Linked DNA regions of Homo sapiens: all the other regions are linked to region 5. A link is a contact called in ENCODE Hi-C or POLR2A ChIA-PET data. All regions are on one chromosome and are shown on one strand. Each heading gives the region's core, a stretch centred on a gene start or an enhancer-like site at or near the end of the contact. The rest is flanking DNA. Distances are from core to core; before and after follow the strand shown. Region 1 overlaps TBC1D1 (TBC1 domain family member 1). Region 2 overlaps TBC1D1 (TBC1 domain family member 1). Region 3 overlaps APBB2 (amyloid beta precursor protein binding family B member 2). Region 4 has its middle 60 kb from the start of LINC02513. Region 5 holds the start of RFC1 (replication factor C subunit 1). Region 6 holds the start of PGM2 (phosphoglucomutase 2).

What was found. Hi-C counts contacts between places; a loop is a spot of excess contacts on that map. ChIA-PET counts read pairs that join two places held with the same protein, here RNA polymerase II (POLR2A). Pooled maps may share reads with other maps.
Region 1: a map of B cell shows a loop between it and region 5 (13-fold over the local background). The contact joins the enhancer-like site here to the promoter of RFC1 in region 5. A Hi-C loop is called at or near these places in 3 of 168 maps with a recorded cell type or tissue (B cell, CD4-positive, alpha-beta T cell and OCI-LY7), 3 of 37 single-sample maps with no recorded cell type and 7 of 50 pooled maps. POLR2A ChIA-PET finds 5 or more read pairs at or near these places in 1 of 52 experiments (H1).
Region 2: a loop to region 5 is called in a map with no recorded cell type, with 8 times the contacts of the local background. The contact joins the enhancer-like site here to the promoter of RFC1 in region 5. A Hi-C loop is called at or near these places in 1 of 168 maps with a recorded cell type or tissue (naive thymus-derived CD4-positive, alpha-beta T cell), 7 of 37 single-sample maps with no recorded cell type and 12 of 50 pooled maps.
Region 3: a loop to region 5 is called in a pooled map, with 8 times the contacts of the local background. The contact joins the enhancer-like site here to the promoter of RFC1 in region 5. A Hi-C loop is called at or near these places in 1 of 37 single-sample maps with no recorded cell type and 3 of 50 pooled maps. POLR2A ChIA-PET finds 5 or more read pairs at or near these places in 1 of 52 experiments (OCI-LY7).
Region 4: a map with no recorded cell type shows a loop between it and region 5 (5-fold over the local background). The contact joins the enhancer-like site here to the promoter of RFC1 in region 5. A Hi-C loop is called at or near these places in 1 of 168 maps with a recorded cell type or tissue (naive thymus-derived CD4-positive, alpha-beta T cell), 8 of 37 single-sample maps with no recorded cell type and 13 of 50 pooled maps.
Region 6: a loop to region 5 is called in a pooled map, with 4 times the contacts of the local background. The contact joins the promoter of PGM2 here to the promoter of RFC1 in region 5. A Hi-C loop is called at or near these places in 5 of 50 pooled maps. POLR2A ChIA-PET finds 5 or more read pairs at or near these places in 2 of 52 experiments (activated CD4-positive, alpha-beta T cell and activated T-cell).

The regions. Positions count from the first base shown.
Region 1 is chr4:37,988,350-37,991,221 of GRCh38, forward strand. The region is part of intron 2 of TBC1D1 (TBC1 domain family member 1); the gene reads left to right. Among named protein-coding and RNA genes, the nearest start is that of PTTG2, 29 kb to the left of the region's middle. Within about 2 kb of position 1,467, at least 5 of the 41 ENCODE cell types and tissues checked have a DNase peak (open chromatin) inside an H3K27ac peak, as active enhancers do; they include B cell and OCI-LY7, where a contact is called at or near this core.
Region 2 is chr4:38,131,137-38,134,122 of GRCh38, forward strand. It overlaps TBC1D1 (TBC1 domain family member 1), which reads left to right. Exons shown (of 22, transcript NM_001396959.1): 21 at 1,948-2,121. Among named protein-coding and RNA genes, the nearest start is that of PTTG2, 170 kb to the left of the region's middle. RefSeq lists a silencer at 1,802-1,941. Within about 2 kb of position 1,280, at least 28 of the 41 ENCODE cell types and tissues checked have a DNase peak (open chromatin) inside an H3K27ac peak, as active enhancers do.
Region 3 is chr4:40,989,417-40,992,196 of GRCh38, forward strand. The region is part of intron 6 of APBB2 (amyloid beta precursor protein binding family B member 2); the gene reads right to left. It also overlaps the pseudogene RNA5SP160. Among named protein-coding and RNA genes, the nearest start is that of APBB2, 220 kb to the right of the region's middle. RefSeq lists a silencer at 1,697-1,766. Within about 2 kb of position 1,280, at least 9 of the 41 ENCODE cell types and tissues checked have a DNase peak (open chromatin) inside an H3K27ac peak, as active enhancers do; they include OCI-LY7, where a contact is called at or near this core.
Region 4 is chr4:38,305,242-38,308,087 of GRCh38, forward strand. No RefSeq gene overlaps it. Among named protein-coding and RNA genes, the nearest start is that of LINC02513, 60 kb to the right of the region's middle. Within about 2 kb of position 1,335, at least 3 of the 41 ENCODE cell types and tissues checked have a DNase peak (open chromatin) inside an H3K27ac peak, as active enhancers do.
Region 5 is chr4:39,364,698-39,367,643 of GRCh38, forward strand. RFC1 (replication factor C subunit 1) reads right to left here and starts at 1,665. Exons shown (of 25, transcript NM_002913.5): 1 at 1,542-1,665. The coding sequence starts at 1,544. RefSeq lists an enhancer at 1,587-1,706.
Region 6 is chr4:37,825,026-37,827,946 of GRCh38, forward strand. It overlaps PGM2 (phosphoglucomutase 2), which reads left to right and starts at 1,661. Exons shown (of 14, transcript NM_018290.4): 1 at 1,661-1,788. The coding sequence starts at 1,708. RefSeq lists enhancers at 130-299, 1,332-1,833, 1,834-2,333 and a silencer at 1,544-1,843.

The sequences.
Region 1 (2,872 bases), core at 217-2,716, 1.4 Mb before region 5:
GGAGGAAAGGGCCCCTGAAATCATTGGTCTAGGTCAGATCTCTCCACCAGTTACCAGTGGAGGGATGACCTTAAGTAAGTTATTTTTTTCTCTAGACATTAATGTGTTCATCCATTAAAGGGGGGATGATAAACAGCTATCCTCTAAGCGGTTGACGATTTATCCACATAACACACTTAGTACCTAGATTAAGCACTTAGTACTCGTGAACCATCATCATCATTGAATTTAGGGGTGGAGGAAGACTTTTGTAGTTGCTTAGCTGCATTCCCTCTTTTTAAGGATGAAGAAACATGAAGCCCACTATAGGTGAGATGTCTTTCCCAAAGCCACAGCTAAGATCCAAACAGAGCTCTTTGCATCACCTGGCACTCATTCAAATGGAAACCAAAAACAAAATTTGAAGCACCCCAACTGACCGATGGACCGCCCCCTCCTCAGTCAAGGGCATTCCAGAGAAACCTGAAAAACTCGTTCAGGTCGTGATGGGAAAGGGGACATGCTTCATTACACCTTCCTCTCTCTGGAATTCAGGCACAACTGACCAGCGTAAACATTAAAACAGAGATCTTAAGACTGCCAAAACAGATCTCAAATTCCAGCCTAACTGCAGTCTGACATCACTTGACATAGCAGGCCCTGAAAGAAATTGAAGTATTTTACCACAAAATATATTTCTTTGGCATATTTTGAAATGGCCCTGGAAAGCTGTCTCTTATGGGGAAAATCTACTTTCTCTAAAGAATCCTCTTCACTTTCCAGATCTTTTCCTTGAACCAGGAGAGAATTAACTAAGAGTCTGGCACATTTTTTGTTAGGTCTGATAAGATCTCTGAAGCCTGCTACCTGGAGGCCTCATCTGCATGATAAAAACCTTGGTCTTCACCCAGGTTATGACCTTGTCTTAACCTACACACTTATTTCTATTGATTCCAGATCTTTAGATAATAACGCTTTCAACTAATTGCCACTCAGAAAATATTTGAATCCACCTATGACTTGCAACCTCCCCTCCACCTTCAAGTTGTCCCACCTTTCCAGACCAAACCAATGTACACCTTACATATATTGATTGATGTCTTATGTCTCCCTAAAATGTATAAAGCAAGCTATAGCCCCGACCACCTTGAGCACGTGTTCTCAGGACCTCCTGGGGTTGTGTCATGGGTCGTGGTCCTCACATCTGGCTCAGAATAAATCTCTTTAAATGTTTTACGGAGATTGATTCTTTTTGCTGACACTAATATTTAGATTCTTTCTGTTGTTCTAGCACATTCTGCATGAATTAAACATAAACCCTGTTCCCTAGTACAGAACAAGAGCAAACTGCTTTCTTTAGGCCACAAGTAACTTAGATCAGTTAAGGGGAAAATGGGGGAGAGAGGAGGACATTGGCTTCTGCCACCAGCAGCCTGTGTGACCTTGCCCAAGGTCACAACTCTGTGGGGTTAGTTCCCCTTCCCTGAAATAGGTGTAGGGAGGGACTCCTTGACAGTTTCTGGTTTTTTTCGTCTCTCAGAGTGCAATGAAGAATTTCTTCATGGCTAAGGCTGTTAGACTCCAGAAAATAGTTTGCCAACCAAAGACACAGAGTTTCCAATTTTGGAATACTTTAAAAATAGGAAGGAAGTTTATTTGTTTAGCAGAATTTATAATTGTAGGACTGCCCAAGGCAGAGAATTAGCCAAGTGGTATTTTGCGGAAGTTCTTTTTAAAGGGTGGGCCCAAAGGAAACCAGTCATTAGGTGGAAATAAACTGTCAGATTTTTGAGACGTTATTTGCTTAGGGACATTTACACTGGTCTATTGTGACAGTCTCTATTGTGTTAGGCTTTTAAAAGAAATATGTAAGTTTCCAAGTTTAAAATGTTAGAGCAAGTGTCCAGTCCACGGCCTGTGGGCTACATACAGGCCAGGATGGTTTTGAATGTGGCCCAAAAAAGATTCATCAACTTTCTTAAAACATTGAGTTTTTTTTTTTTAAGCTAATCAACTATCATTAGTGTTAATGTATTTTATGTGTGGGCCAAGACAATTCTTCCAGTGTGGCCCAGGGAAGCCAAAAGATTGGATACCCCTGTATTAGAACTTGTAAAATTTGACTTCAGAAACACAACCAAAAGCCCGCTTATGAGTAAGGAGTTTGTGGCCCCTTGTGTACTGATTATTAATCAATTAATTGTATAATAAGCATGAAATATTGCTAGTACATCTAAGGCCAAAGCCTTCTTACGGTTCCAGAAAAAGCTGTATTCCTGAATTTCCAGGTGAAGGGAAGGGATTCTCCTTCCATTTCCAGAAATATGTGAATATAATACATAGGGATTTTTATCACACTAGTGTTTCAGTAAAAGCAGCCCTTCAAGTCTGTGCCATCCAGTTTTGGTGTAACTGAAAGAACATCGTACCAAAGTTTGATTTTTGTCAATTCTCTAGTGTGTTAATCAGCTGAGAATGTGGTCTCTGGATATTTTTCCCCAAGGAAAGAGCTGGATGTACTAGACCACCAGACCACACAACTCTGTATTTGTTTTGCAATAACTACACTATTTGGGGGAGTAGTGTGGTGTTTCCAGACGTTCTTGGTCAAGAAATCTGGCCGCTTCAAGCTCAGTGTTGATCACAATCTATTTCTTTTGCCTCTACTCTGTGGCAGGCACTTGAGACACAACTGCCAAGATGAGAGAGACCCAGCTGCTGACCTGGGGCGGGGGTGGGTGGGGGGAAGGTGGTGAAGGCAGTCACAGAGTCAGCCTGCCAGAAAGCAGGTGGGGAACTGTAAACCTCTGAGTAGCCCCTTGGTATACAGAGGTAATAATTTCCCAAATGTAGTAAATCCCACTTTACAACCTCACGGTTAATTTTGATCAGG
Region 2 (2,986 bases), core at 30-2,529, 1.2 Mb before region 5:
AGGGTGGTTCCTAGGGATTAATGGAGGCCTGGAAGAGTTTATGGCTTTGGGTACTGCTGAGAGCCATTAACTTAACACAGAACATCAATCCGTAGGAAAAGCCAGAGGTTTTGTTCCCAGGCTTTCCAGGTTAGGAGATCACTTAAATCTTTGTGAAAGAAAAAAAGTAATAGTGTACATGACATTTATTCAGCACCATATTTATAATTATACATGAGTGCCAAACAATCTCAGTTTTAACATTTGTGGTTTTTACTGTTCAGACTATTCAGAAGTTCCATGACGTGGCATCCATTGATGATGGTTTTGCTGAGGTTGAAATGTGAGGGTTTTGTGGCAGGTGTGTGGAAGCAGATCCCTTAGCTAAGAGAGCGCCTGCTCAACCTGCCAGGCGTGTGCTGGGAACTTCCAGGAGTTGCCTCGTTTAATTCTCACAGCCATCCTGGGAGGTAGGCGCTGTCTGCCCCAGGTGGGAGGCCAGGAACTGTGGCTGAGAGAGGTTAAGTACCGAGCTCAAGTCATTCATAGAGTCGCCAGTGGAGCCGCAATTTTAAGGCTGACTCAAAGCCTCTGAGCCAGTTACCTCGGCTGTCAAATGGAGATAATAATCCCTGCTGACCTCACGGTCGCTCTGAAGGACAAAAGAGAATCAGTTCAATCCAGTAAACAATTCTCTCTCTCCCTCTTACTCCCCTCGCACACATGCACACACACCCCACAGATATAATGGATTTTAGTTTTTAGGCATCAAATGACTTTTGTGCCTTATTAATATTATCCACTGAATCAAAAACAGCAAGCTGAAAAATTCATCTCAAGGAAGAGAAAATAAGATTGTTGGGAATGGTGAGAAAGGAAACATGGTTTTTGAAAATTGATTCCAGGGAAGATAGGCTAGTTTGAATGCCAGTAGGGAGCCATCAGAAGAAGTAGTTTTACACTGATTTTTAACAATATTGGAGTTGCTTAAGGCAATGCAATAGAGAGGCAGTTTCTGCCCTTTTAAAGCCTGACTTCACTTTCTGAATGTGTGTTCTGATCTAGCAGGGTTTTTTTTTTTTTTCTTTTAAGATGGTCCCAGCTTGACTGCATTCTCAGATCCATCAGATAAACGTTAGGGCTTCACTGCTGTGCTGAGAGGCCCCAGCCCCTGGGGTTCTCTCATAGAAACAACTGGAAAGAAAGGAAATGCCTTGGGCAGCAGCAGCAGCAGCTGTCTTCTGATTCTGCTTTCCGCCCTGCCTTCCTTACCAAGAGAAAGTACAGACACGGACGGCTTGAGTCACTTAGGCACTTAGGAGTTGTTTTTCACACGTGTGGTGTTTTCGTCACCATTACTATTGTGGGAAAGAAGACAACTCAGGCATCGTTTCGTATTCACTCATCTGTGTGGGTGACATGTGGGTTTTGGCTCATTTCTGCATATTTGTGTGCAAAGGAGAGTTTTTTAGTAAACAGTCCCATTACTTAGCTGTTCTTGTAACTCTGAAAACCCAACTGAACTATAATTAAACTTTGACTTGGTGACTCTGCAAACAGGCTATGATTCTTTTGTTTCTTTTCTCCTTTTAACCCATAGTTGATGTATCTAACCTAACAGAATTTTCAGAGAAAAGAAGTGAAATAAGAACTAAAAATAAATTTTTATGTCTTTAAAAATGAGAGGTTTTTTTTTTTTTTTTGGCTTTTGGAAGGTGAGTATCAAAAACCTGTACTTAATGTTACCTTGGAATTATTTCTAGATGTTTCTTATATCCTTTTGTCCCAAGTAAAATTATTACCTTCTCAGTGCGTAGTTTTTCTTATTTATTACTTCTAGTACCAAGTGTAGAGCTAAGCGTAGAGGAGACGCTTCACAGGTGCGCATTGTCGTGATTGCAGACGCCTGCCTGTACTTGTGGGGTTTTTCTCAGTTTTAGTACGTGATGACTTTTCTTTCTATAACAGGTATTTGAAATGGACATCGCTAAACAGTTACAAGCTTATGAAGTTGAGTACCACGTCCTTCAAGAAGAACTTATCGATTCCTCTCCTCTCAGTGACAACCAAAGAATGGATAAATTAGAGAAAACCAACAGCAGCTTACGCAAACAGAACCTTGACCTCCTTGAACAGTTGCAGGTAGAGCATATTTATAAAGCAGCTTCCTGAATCACAAATATATGGTAGTTCATTAACTCACCAAAGGCAACAGCAGGCTGGGCTTTCCCATGACCAGAGGACCTTTCCCACCCTGATCTGTTTATAGTTGGGATCAAAGGTATCCCGGGAGAATGGGTCCTTTTTATTATGGAGCAGACAGATTGTCCTTTGCTAAGGTCAGGCAGTCCCAGAGCTTTCTGAGAGGCTGTTTCTGCACTTAACTCTTTTAGGGGACAGGCCCAGAGATGAACTTGGATTCAGGATGCCGTGGCCTGTTAGCTGAATGCCAGCCGTTGTCATTACTCAAAGAGAATCTAAGAGCTTTTAACTTCTATGAGCAAAACCAGCTAGGTCCACAGAGGGATGGTAAAGGAGGAAAGTAACACAGAAATAAATATAACAAACCAGAAGAGATGATAATTCTTTGTGAGTCCTTGGTGCATATACAAAGATTTGATTAATGAAGGTCTCAGTTCTCCCCTCTAGAAACTTCCATTTCAACACGGATATACTCAGGTGAGGACATACAGAAGAAAGACCAGTTGAGACTGTGCACGCAGGAGGGTGTGCAGAGCAAGCACTGAGGTGCAGCACGGAGACCAGAGCTGGCCAGGTCCAGCATCACCCCCACCCCCACATCACCCAGGCACACTGCCCAAAAGAACACCTAACTGCGGAGTGCAGCTCTTTTGTCAATCTGATGGCATGAAGCAACCATATGTTCTACTTTTTTCTACTTTTTTTAATGTCACAAGTGTGTAGCAGTGCTGTCCCTGTTAAGGAGTTGTTTTGAGGGTGTTTTTAAAAGTTGTTTTTGAGTGGCTGTGGATAAAAATACATATTT
Region 3 (2,780 bases), core at 30-2,529, 1.6 Mb after region 5:
TTATGGGCTTTATGTCACCACTTAGCTTTTGTAAAAACAATGTGCAGATGAGCTTAGAGGAAATCAATAAAATGCAAGAGTTTTTAATTTCCCTTGAGTAGAAGGAGAAACTACATTTTTTTTTTCCCAAATCCATCCCAGATGTGGCCAGTTTTCCAAACTAGCTACCTATTTGCTTTGTTAATTTGCTTGTTTGGTTATTTATTCTCTACTGTACTCCAATAAACAATTTATCATGATGTGCAGAGGTGCATGCACTGCACAGACTGATACAGCCCCCTACTGAGTCCAGGTCTCGCTGTCCCAAGCTTTAAGCTGATCTCTGTGTCATCCGAGCCTCGTCGGAAGGGGAATGTGTTTGTTTAGGGGCAGTGTCGCAGACAACATATTCATAGATTAAATATTGCAAACCAGACTTCCTAATCCAATGGCAGCAAGATAACAATCACTGGGTATTCAGGAAAAGCAACTCTGGGCCTCAAAGAGATCTTCAATAAACTGTCTGCTCAACTGGGAAAGAAAAGAAGAAAACTAAAGAGTACATATAAAACGCTAAAACTTATAGAGAGGAGCCTTTTATTAAATGATACCTGGGTTGCTGCTCCACAAGGGTTCTCAAAAGCGGGAGTGATACAATGTGGAAACCACCCAAGTGTCCATCCATAGATGACTGAATAAGCAAAACGTGGTATATACAGACAGTGGAATATTAATTACTCAGCTTTAAAGTGGAAGGGGTCTATGGCCATAAAACCCTGAACTTGCCAGATCTCATCTGATGTGGGAAGCTAAGCAGGGTCAGGTCTAGTTAGAACTTGGATGGGAGACCACCATGAGAATACCAGGTGCTATAGGCTTTCTCTCTTTCTTCTCTCTCCCTCTCTCTTTCTCCCCTCCCCTCTTGTCTCTCTCTCTCTTTCTCTCTCCAGCTGTTGTTGGACATCAGAAGAATATTCCAGTTGTATCCGGTGTCTACCGTGAAAAAAAGTGTTCTTTTTTGCAAAAGTGCCAGAAAGGAGTGGTGAGATTCATCCCAAGCCAATCATTTCTCATGAAAGACACTGTGCCATAACCGCTTTTCACACACACAAGAAAGGAGAAAGGGAGGAAGGCAGGGAGAAACTCAGCAAACAGCTCAGGATTTCCACAGCCTACCATTCCAAACCTTTCGCACTTCCAGAAGGCTTCTTGATGGAGTTGTGGCAAGCTCATGGGGGAAATGCTTCACCCCAACGTAACCCAGACCAAATATGCCATTGCACAGGAAGTGGGTGCTGAGTCCAAGTGTGTCCATATGAGCAAAGTAACACAGATTAAACAGTGATTCATTTCATACCAAACTGCATCCATCATTTTAAAAACTGTGTCATCATCCTACTCCAAACTGTATGTGGCATCTTCTCTTCCTCTTCTGCCAAGCAGAGCAAAGACTCTAGGTTACAGCTCATGAAGGTGTAAATTGGGTTGATATGCTCTATGGAGGCAAATGGAGGAAAAAGAAAGGAAGGAAACCCTGAATGGGGGTTGGGGGCAGGGAGGGGTAAGATTTACTCTGCTAACTACATAGATTTCTGGTCATTTTGGACTGAGTTTCATTTTTTTTTTTTTTGGAGGCAAGGTTTCACTCTGTTGCCCAGGTTGCAGGGCAGTGGTGCAATCTTGGCTCACTGCAACTTTCGTCTCAGCCTCCTGAGTAGCTGGAACTACAGATGTGTGCCACTACGCATGGCTAATTTTGTTGTGTGTGTGTGTGTTTTGCTTTTTTTTTTTTTTTTTTTTTTGTAGAAATGAGATCTCACCATTTTGCCCAGGCTGGTCTCGAACTCCTGGGCTCAAGAAATCTGCCTGCCTTGGCCTCCCAAAGTGCTAGGATTACAGGTGTGAGCCACCGTGCCTTGCTGGGTTTTGATTTTTAAATTTTTTATTTTGCTTCCTGGTATTGATTTTTAAAAGTCCCCTGGAAAATGCCTTGCATTTAAAAACCCTCACACCCCTTACGATAACCTATTCTGTCCCTAAAATTAAGACTATAACTTTCAAAACACTTTAGATGAAATTGTGCTAGGCCAGAGTAAGTGATCCTATTTATTTTTTTAAAAATATGTATCCAAAAAGTACAGGGGGAAAAAAAACCTATAGTGTTCTAACTATAGCAATTTCCTCCTGCTTTTATCCCTGTGTCTGAAGTGAGGTCATTTTTGTTTGTTTTTGGCAAGTGAACAGAGAAAAGAAGAAAGAAAAACACACACACACACCCTAGACTTTTCACCCCCTCCTCCTAAAACAGACACACTTGTTAATTTACAGCTTTGAAAATCATCTGGGTAGTTCTTCCATAATTCACCATCTTCCTTGGTTTTCTAGGATTTTTTTTAGAACCTTCAGACCCCAGAGGGCATTTCACTTGAAGATGCTACTCGTCTCATCCCTTCAGAAGGTGGGCTGAGGTTTCCTTAAGAATCTTCTATGAGAGTGGTCTGCAATTAGAAAGTTATAACAATTCTACCTGTGAGGGTGTTCTACAATCAGAACACTGCTCTCACTCTCCCTCCTCCTCCCCATCTCTCTCTCTCACACTCACGCACAGACACCACACACACCACACTCACACTGAAATTAAGAGTGAAAACTGTTAAGGCTAAAAATACTACAGAGAGAAAAGCATCTTTGCTAACACTTAATACTCAGAACAACTTTTTGAAAGTGAAAATGACGATGCTTTACCTGACTGATTATCAATGCAGCTGCCTTTTTTGTTTGTTGCTTGTTTTTAAGAGACA
Region 4 (2,846 bases), core at 85-2,584, 1.1 Mb before region 5:
ACAACTCTGGACGGGAGGAATGAACAACTCCAGAGGTGCTGCCTTAAGCGCTGTAACACTCACTGCGAAGGTCTGCAGCTTCACTCCTGAAGCCAGCAAGACCACAAACCCACCAGAAGGAAGAAACTCCGAACATGTCCGAACATCAGAATGAACAAACTCTGGACACACCATCTTTAAGAACTGTAACACTCACCGCGAGGGTCCATGGCTTCATTCTTGAAGTCAGTGAGACCAAGAACCCACCAATTCCGGACGCAAATGTACTAGTATGAGGGACATCATTACATTTAAGGAGCCTGGGAACACGGTTCTCAGGCTTTCGGTTTGGTTGTTCTGCACAATTTTTTTTTTTTTTTTGAGACAGAGTCTCACTCTGTCACCCAGGCTGGAGTGCAGTGGCACGATCTTGGCTCACTGCAAGCTCTGCCTCCCAGGTTCACACCATTCTCCTGCCTCAGCCTCCCAAGTAGCTGGGACTACAGGCACCTGACACCGCACTCAGCTAATCTGGTTTTTGTATTTTTATTAGAGATGGGGTTTCACCGTGTTAGCCAGGTTGGTCTTGATCTCCTGACCTCATGATCCACCCGCCTCGGCCTCCCAAAGTGCTGGGATTACAGGCGTGAGCCACCACCCCTGGCCTCTTCTGCACAATTTTTTAAGTGGGGGGACTCTTTTGAAAGGACTTCAGGCTGAGACTTCTGAAAGCATGTAGTGAAGGGCTGAGGGACAAGACCAGAAGGTGGGGCCTAGCCAAGGCTTTGTACTCGCATTCTTACACTCTCCTGCCATTGTCCCTGTGATGAAATGAGCTTCATACATATAGTTTGCTTGAAAATACACCTCATGGGCCAGGTGCAGTGGCTCATGCCTGTAATACCAACACTCAAGCCTTTGGAAGGCTGAGGCAGGTGGATCACTTTGAGGTCAGGAGTTCGAGACCAGCCTGGGCAACATGGTGAAACCCTGTCTCTACTAAAAACACAAAAATTAGCCAGACATGGTGGCACATTCCTATAATCCCAGCTACTTGGGAGTCTGAGGCAGGAGAATCGCTGGAACCCAGGAGGTGGAGGTTGCAGCGAGCCGAGATCACACCACTGCATTCCAGCCTGGGCGACAGAGTGAGACTCCATCTCAAAAAATGTTAAAAAGAAAAGAAAAAACACCCCATGAAGTGTCCTATGATCAAATTTCTGAGACAGAGGAGAGATATGGCATGCTCCATTGTGATTAAAAAAAACGTGGCTTGTAACCTTGGCTTCTCCATCTGTCAAGTGATGACAATCAATGCAGCAATAACTGCACACCTCTCTCACTTCCTCTCTCTTGATCAAGGAAGACTGTGAGAATTAAGAGTTGATCAGAAAGCAAAGTAACAATGATATGTTACAGAGGAGTGAGCTTGCAATGAGATCTGTGAAATTTGGCAAAGCACAGGAAGTGTCCAATTCAGCTAGATTGGATTGGTGCTAAGGCAGTTTGAGCTTGAGGTTGTCCAGAATCCTTTCTGCTAACGAATGCCAACTACAAGGGGAATCCCTGCCTCACCGTTTGCATATAGATTTAGGAGGAAATGCAGATTTGCTCATTTGGTTTCTGTGCAATTTTAGAGTCAAAATGAAACTAGAATGTGAATATTAGAGTATGTGAACCTTCTTAGTATAAAGCTGGATTCCCCTCTGACTTCTGTAGCATTTAGGAAATTGTGCCTTATAATAGCAGCAATCAATAATACATTGTCCTTTCATCAAGTAACAACAATGACTGCTGATGCTCAGATCCTAGTGTTCTGTAGAATCTAGCAACCCATTGTTTGGATACAAGGGTGCATGAATTAACAATATTCACTGCTCATTTTCTTTGTGTTTGCATTCTAGTCTTCTGGAAATGGATTTACTAAAAAAATACTTTCCAAAAAATGAAGTGTTGATTTTTTTTCTTTGTCAGGTAAGAGCCATAATACATGTTCATCATTTTTAAAAAATTGGAATAGGGCCGGGTGCAGTGGCTCGCGCCTGTAATCTCAGCTCTCTGGGAGGCCTGGGCAACATGGAGAGACTGTCTCTACAAAAAATTTAGAAATCAAGTGGGTGTTGTGGCAGGCACCTGTAGTCCCAGCTACTTGGGAGGCTGAGGCAGGAGGATCTCTTGAGCCCAGGAGTTTGAGGTTGCAATGAGCCATGATTGCATCACTGCACTCCAGCCTCGGTGACAGAGAAAGACCCTGCCAGAAAAAAAAAAAAAAAAAAGATGAGAAGGAAGACTATGCAACCCAAACACAATCATTGTTGACTTGTATACAATAGAGTCCCTTAACTCATCTCCACTTAAGGAAACCACTAGATTAATGGATACAACCTCTATTCTATCTGCAAAGTCCTCAGTAGGCTCAAGATGTGACACTGGCATTCTCACAGTGCATCTAAACACATCTCCCACCAGTTGCATGGTCTACTTACCAGGAGTCAGTTTTGTTTGTTCCCAGATGTGTTTATAAAGTTTGCAGTGAAAAAAATATGTAATTAGGAATTATGTAAATGGATGAAAATATAGCAAAGAACATTCTCCCCACCATCACCAAATGCTGTCAGATTAGGTATGGACATGCAACTATAAAAGATTGAGAACAAATCATTAAAATCTAGAAGATTTGTCCTCAGATTGCTTCAAGAGTATCTTTAAGTTCTTGCTACATTCTAAAGAAACTAGAAAATTGTAGTTGATGCATTAAGGATGTGAGACTGAATTGTTAGGTATGAAATACAAAATGAGCGAAGATGCTCCCAAAAACAAAATAACGAAACAAAAATAAAAACCCAACAACAATAAAACTGTAAATC
Region 5 (2,946 bases), core at 415-2,914:
GGCACCAGAACCAGAACGGAAGCTTTACCTATACATCTTGCTTAATCCCCAAAACAATCACTATGGCAGCTATTATTTTCCCCTCTTTTACAGATAAGGAAACAGAGGCTTAAAGAGATTAAACTTAAGCTATTTACTTGCCCAAGACCACGTAACTATTAAACTAGACTATACTAACATAGTAATATAACTATAAATTAATATATAAACCATTAAACTAAAATATTACCACGTTCTTCATCTTCAAGACTCCAAGTCTCAAGCTTCCAAAATACCACAGTGCTTTGGCCTCCAAAATGTAATGATGATCATTATAGGGAAGTAGTATAACATGGTGGTCAGAAACACCAAGATTCTAATTCTAGTTCAACCACCTACTAGTTATATGATACACTGTTTAAATTCCAAAAAGGTGCTTGCACCATCTGTAAAACTGCATCGATGTGGGTTGAAATGAAAAAAAAAAAAAAAAAAAAAAACCATGGAAAACCAACAGTTCACATATTGACCTAAAGAAGATGCTTGGTACAAGGTAGCTACTATCATTACTGTTGCCCTTTTTTGAGAAGAAACACAAAGGCCTGCAACGTTTCCCAGTGTGGCATAAAATTTTCACCGCCCCCCCCCAGAATGTTGTCACTGTGACACGTTGACCAATGATTGAAAAAAATTATATCGGATTGTTAAGTATCTTCTAGCTTAATGAACATTTTAAATGGTCCTTTAAAAATATTTCAAACACAGAGCCATATCCATTGCCATACCATCAGGAATGTCTGCTTTGCTGGCTGCATAATCATTTCACTTTCAATTTGTTTGAACATTTTATCCAGAATTATGCAGTGAGGCTTGGGTTTTTTTCAGATTTTAAACATCAGGTGGTAAGAGGATGACAGCTGTCAAATGTCTTGCATCTGTTTCTATTCGCTGTACTTCTTTTTCCTAGTAAGCCATGTTATCCTTTTGACTCCTATGAACTCATCTAAACAAAATAAAATATCCTCTCCATGCCCTCGGTCTCAACACCGCTCAGGTGATCGTTAATGACGAGCGGAGATGAGACGAGCTGAGCTGTTAATGATAAAAGTTTAAGGCCCTACACAACATATTCCCTAAGAAAGAAAAGTTTGTTACATTCTTCTCCCTCGTGACCCAAAGCTTGAAATCCACGCTTTAGGCAGTACTCAAACTGAGGTTCGGGCAACGCCGAACAAGAAAATAACTTTACCAATGCGTCCCAAAACCACCATCCTTCCTCTCTTCCTTTCTCCCTTCCCCCAAGAGTGGGGGGCGGGGGGAAAGTGCAAGTACACGTAGCAACAAAATCCCTGCGCGCTGGCTGCCGCCCAGAGCCAGAGCCCGCGATGCAATGAAAGTTTTGCGTCCAGTGCCCGGTGTGCGGCCCCTTCTCTGCCTTTGCTAGCCTCCGGAACCACCCACCGCCATCCTCCCCCACCCTGCATACCAGGAGTGCCCGGTCCACACCAGGCCTGCAAAGCCCCCCCAGACCCCGAGCCGCACGGCCTCCCCCAGCGGCTCACCATCGCAGCCCCAGGATGAAGGCGCTGGCTGGCTGGCGGGTGGGCCGGTTGAGGAATCTGTTATCGAGGCTCAGGATCCATTCGCGCCAACAACTTCTCCCGCGAAGTGCAAGAAGGCGAAGACAGTGGCGCGCGGTGATGACGTCAGGAGGCGCGAGCTTTGCTTCCGTCCCGCCCAGAGGCGGGAGGTGCGACGCCTGCCCAGGTGCTGCCCCGAGGGCAGGCGGGCCGCTGACATCGAGAGGAACCACGGTGCTTTGGTGTGAGCTCGGTTTTTGGCGGGGGCGCTAAAGTAGGGGGATCCGATATTGGTTTCCTTGGCAGGCGGGGTACCCAAGTACCTCCCGGTTACACGTCTGGACAATGCACTTCCCTATAGTAACTTTGAAAAGTTTTTACTACCAACTTTAGTAAGATAAATGTTTTAGCTGTGCGTTTTACATATTATGTATAAATATCTATTCTGTAATAAGGTTTCATCAAGAGGCCGGACGCGGTGGCTCACCCCTCTAATCCCAGCACTTTGGGAGGCCGAGGCGGGTGGGTCACCTGAGGTCAGGAGTTCGAGACCACCTGACCAATGTGGTGAAACCCCGTCTCTACTAAAAATACAAAAATTAGCCAGGGGGTGGTGACGTGTGCCTGTAGTCCCAGCTACTCGGGAGACTGAGACAGGAGAATTGCTTGAACCCAGGAGGCAGTGGTGCAGTGAGCCGAGATCGAGCTACTGCCCTTTAGCCTGGGCGACAGAGCGAAACTCCGCCTCAAAAAAAAGAAAAGATACCGAAAGCTTTGGGGTAAACCAGTTGTATATGAATAGATTAGCAATTGAATCACGGAATACAATGAAACATTTGCGTACGATTTCAAGAGAAAGATTAGACCATAAAGAGTTCAATGGAGAAAGCAGTATCTCCAGCTTTGGCTCTAGCTACACTTTTGAAATTCTCACCCATCCACCCCCTGTTGGGTCTTGCGCTTTATGACACCAACATTTCTATGGCGAAAGATAGAACAGCCTGGAATACAACAGAGGCTGAGCATTGACAGCTTGTATTTATTAAACGCCTATTGTTGTACGTGCAGCTCTGGACTAGCCTAGCTCATTTTATCCCCATGATGACACTGACTACTCTTATCCCGAATTTACAGACAGACTGTTACTTATTAACAGGGCCTCACTGCACTGTTCCCTCTGAAGCCAGGATGCTAGGTCTCCAGCCCCACCACCTGCTATTTATGTGACCAAGGGCAAGTTACTGTGCCTCGGTTTTGTCTTAGCAGACATATCACACAAATTTTTGCCCATAATTTTAGAGGACCTACACCAATTTATAATGTTCATTGTGTTATAAATCAATAAATGAGTAAATAAGACATAAAAAGTTGTACGTGTCTTTTATAT
Region 6 (2,921 bases), core at 411-2,910, 1.5 Mb before region 5:
TTTACCTATAATTTTATATATTTCAGTGTTTTTTTTTTTTTTTTTTTCAGGGTCTCCCTCTGTCTCCCAGGCTGGAGAACAGTGGCACAATCAGGGCTCACTGCAGCCTCGACCTCCCAGGCTCAAGCGATCCTCCCTCCTCAGGACTCCCTCCAGCTCCCCCACCACGAAATAGCTGGGACTACAGATGAATGATGCAGTATTTTGGGGTGACGGGGTATGGGGGTGGGTGTTTGAACTCTGTCACTCAGTGTTTGTGAGATTCATTCATGATGTTGTGTATAACAGTAGTTCACCTGCATTGCTCTATCAATGTGCCATGATTTATTTATATGAATTGGTATGGATATACTACCAAGTATTTATCCATTGTATTGTCGATGGTCATCTGGGTTGTTTCCAGTTTGAGGCTTTTACAAATAATGCTGCTAGAAATATTCTTGCCCGTGCTTTTTTATGCTTATGGGTATGCATCTTCTTTATGGCTTGGTGATACCAGCGTCAGGAAGATGTGCTCCTATGTTAGTTTCCCTAAGTTTCACGCTACTATGGAAAGAGACCACCATTTCTGCTGTCCTTCCCAGCTTCTCCCCCACCTCCCCTTTTCCCTAGTTTATAAGACAGGAGAAAAGAGAGAAAGCAAAAAGTTGGAAAAAAACAGAAGTAAGATAAATAGCTAGACGACCTTGGCGCCACCACCTGGCCCTGGTGGTTAAAATAATAATAATAATATTAACCCCTGACCAAAACTACTGGCGTTATCCGTAAATTCCAGACATCGTATGAGAAAGCACTGTAAAACTTCTTGTTCTGTTAGCTGATGTATGTAGCCCCCAGTCACGTTCCTCACGCTTACTTGATCTATCATGACCCTTTCACGTAGACAGACCCCTTAGCGTTGTAAGCCCTTAAAATGGCTAGGAATTTCTTTTTCAGGGAGCTCGGCTCTTAAGACGCGAGTCTGCCGACGCTCCCGGCCGAATAAAAACCTCTTCCTTCTTTAATCCGGTGTCTGAGGAGTTTTGTCTGCGGCTCCTCCTGCTACACTACCTTTCGCACTTAGAGATACAATTGATCTGGAGTTCAGAGCTGTGTGTGATGGGAGGTAGGGGGCCAAGTTCCCTTTTTTCTTTTCCCTACGTGGATATCCCTTTGACCGAGCACCATTAACCAAAAATAGTTCCTTCCTGTGCTCTGCAGCCCCGCCTCTGAAATAAATTGTCCATACACGTGTATTTTTGTTTCTGGTCTCTATCTTATGTTCCACTGGTCTTCCTACTTTGCTTTTCTTTTTCAAGATTTTTTTCTGGCTGTTCTTGACCCTCTGAGTTTCTACATAGTCTTCAGGCCCCTATCTGGGTGCACTTCCTGGTATCCCAGCATCTGACATGTGCCTGGCGCGCAGCAGGAACTCACGGCTGGCTGTAGCCTGGATGCATCAGAGACGATGGCAAACCCTTCTCACACGTGCCAGGTTCCAGCAACCCACCCTAGCCCCGCAATTCCTCCTCGCTCACTCCCACCCCCTGCAGCGCACCCGCAAACGGCAAGGAGGCGTGCCCGCCGCGGCGCGCGTCACTTTCCCCCGGACCGACTGGCTCCGCCGCGGCTCTCCCCGCCCCCGCCTCCGCCTCCACGTCTTGGGGCCGGGCCGGAAGGCAGATCTCACCGCCTGCTTCCCTCTGCAGCGGTAGCACAAGCTCAGCGATGGCGGCTCCAGAAGGCAGCGGTCTAGGCGAGGACGCCCGGCTGGACCAGGAGACCGCCCAGTGGCTGCGCTGGGACAAGGTGAGGGGCACCAGCAGGCGGGGAGCGCCTGGAGCGGGGCCGGGTGCTCTGCCCTCTCCAGGCGCGGCGCTGCTTGCTCTGCCTGAGCTGCCTTCCCGCCCAGTGCATCCCGCTTCTCCCCCGGGAAGACCCAGGAGCGTACGGCCGCTGCTAGGCTTCCTTCGACCTGGCCGGCATGCGGCACGTTCAGAGTTAGGCCGGGAAGGCTTGTCCCCGGACGAAACCAGCCATCCGGCCGGCCGGACTGCAAGTTCGGAGTAGAGGAGCGAGCCAGGGTGGTGTAAGCGCGGCCAGACCCTGGACGCTGTCTAGTTGAGGGGCGCACGCCTTACTGTCACTCAGACCGCTGGCTCGTCGTCGGTAGTCGGCTGTGCATCCCCATGGACCCAGAATCGCTCCGTCCCGCGTATTCCTTTGGCCGCTGAGACCTTTGCAGAGCAGCGTTCTGGTCCGGTCCTCCCATCCCGAGGGCTTGGTTACAAACGTGGGTTGTCCTCCCGGGTGGGCCCGCCTGGCTTCAGGAGTCCCCCTTAGAACTTTGACTGCCAGGGAGGCACACCTGGGACACAGCACGGTTTTCTCTCTCTTCATTCCGTTTCTTAGAATCAGGAACCCAGCTCTGGACATCACTCCCTCTCCTCTCTATAAACTTGCGTCTCGCCCTTTCGACCTGTTCTGCTTGCTGTTAGGTTTTCTCGGAATGTCCCTCGCTGCTCTCCTGCTGAACTTGTTTCTCCCGTTGTGACTCATATTTTGTGCCTGAACTTAAATGTGGCTTACGTAGAGAGTCAGTCCTTCCTTGGCTCCGAAGCGTTAAATTATTTATCCCTAATATTCACTCTAAACAGTCTGTTATTTTCCTTTATAGCTCTTACTACAAATGGTAAAAACAAAAAACTCCAAAAACACTTGTTTGTAGGTTTGTTTAATGTCTGTCTCCAGGGCCGACTTCAGGGGCGAGAGACCCCTGCAGTCTCACAGGACTCGCGCTCCTTGAAGGGCCCACTGTTGTTTTAATGTCCTGCTGTCCTGTCTTGAAAGTCTTACTGGTAAAACAAGAGGTCACCCACTTTCATTGTGCACTGGACCTCCATAAATTATGTGGCCAGGCCTCTCTATTCTCACTACCTTGG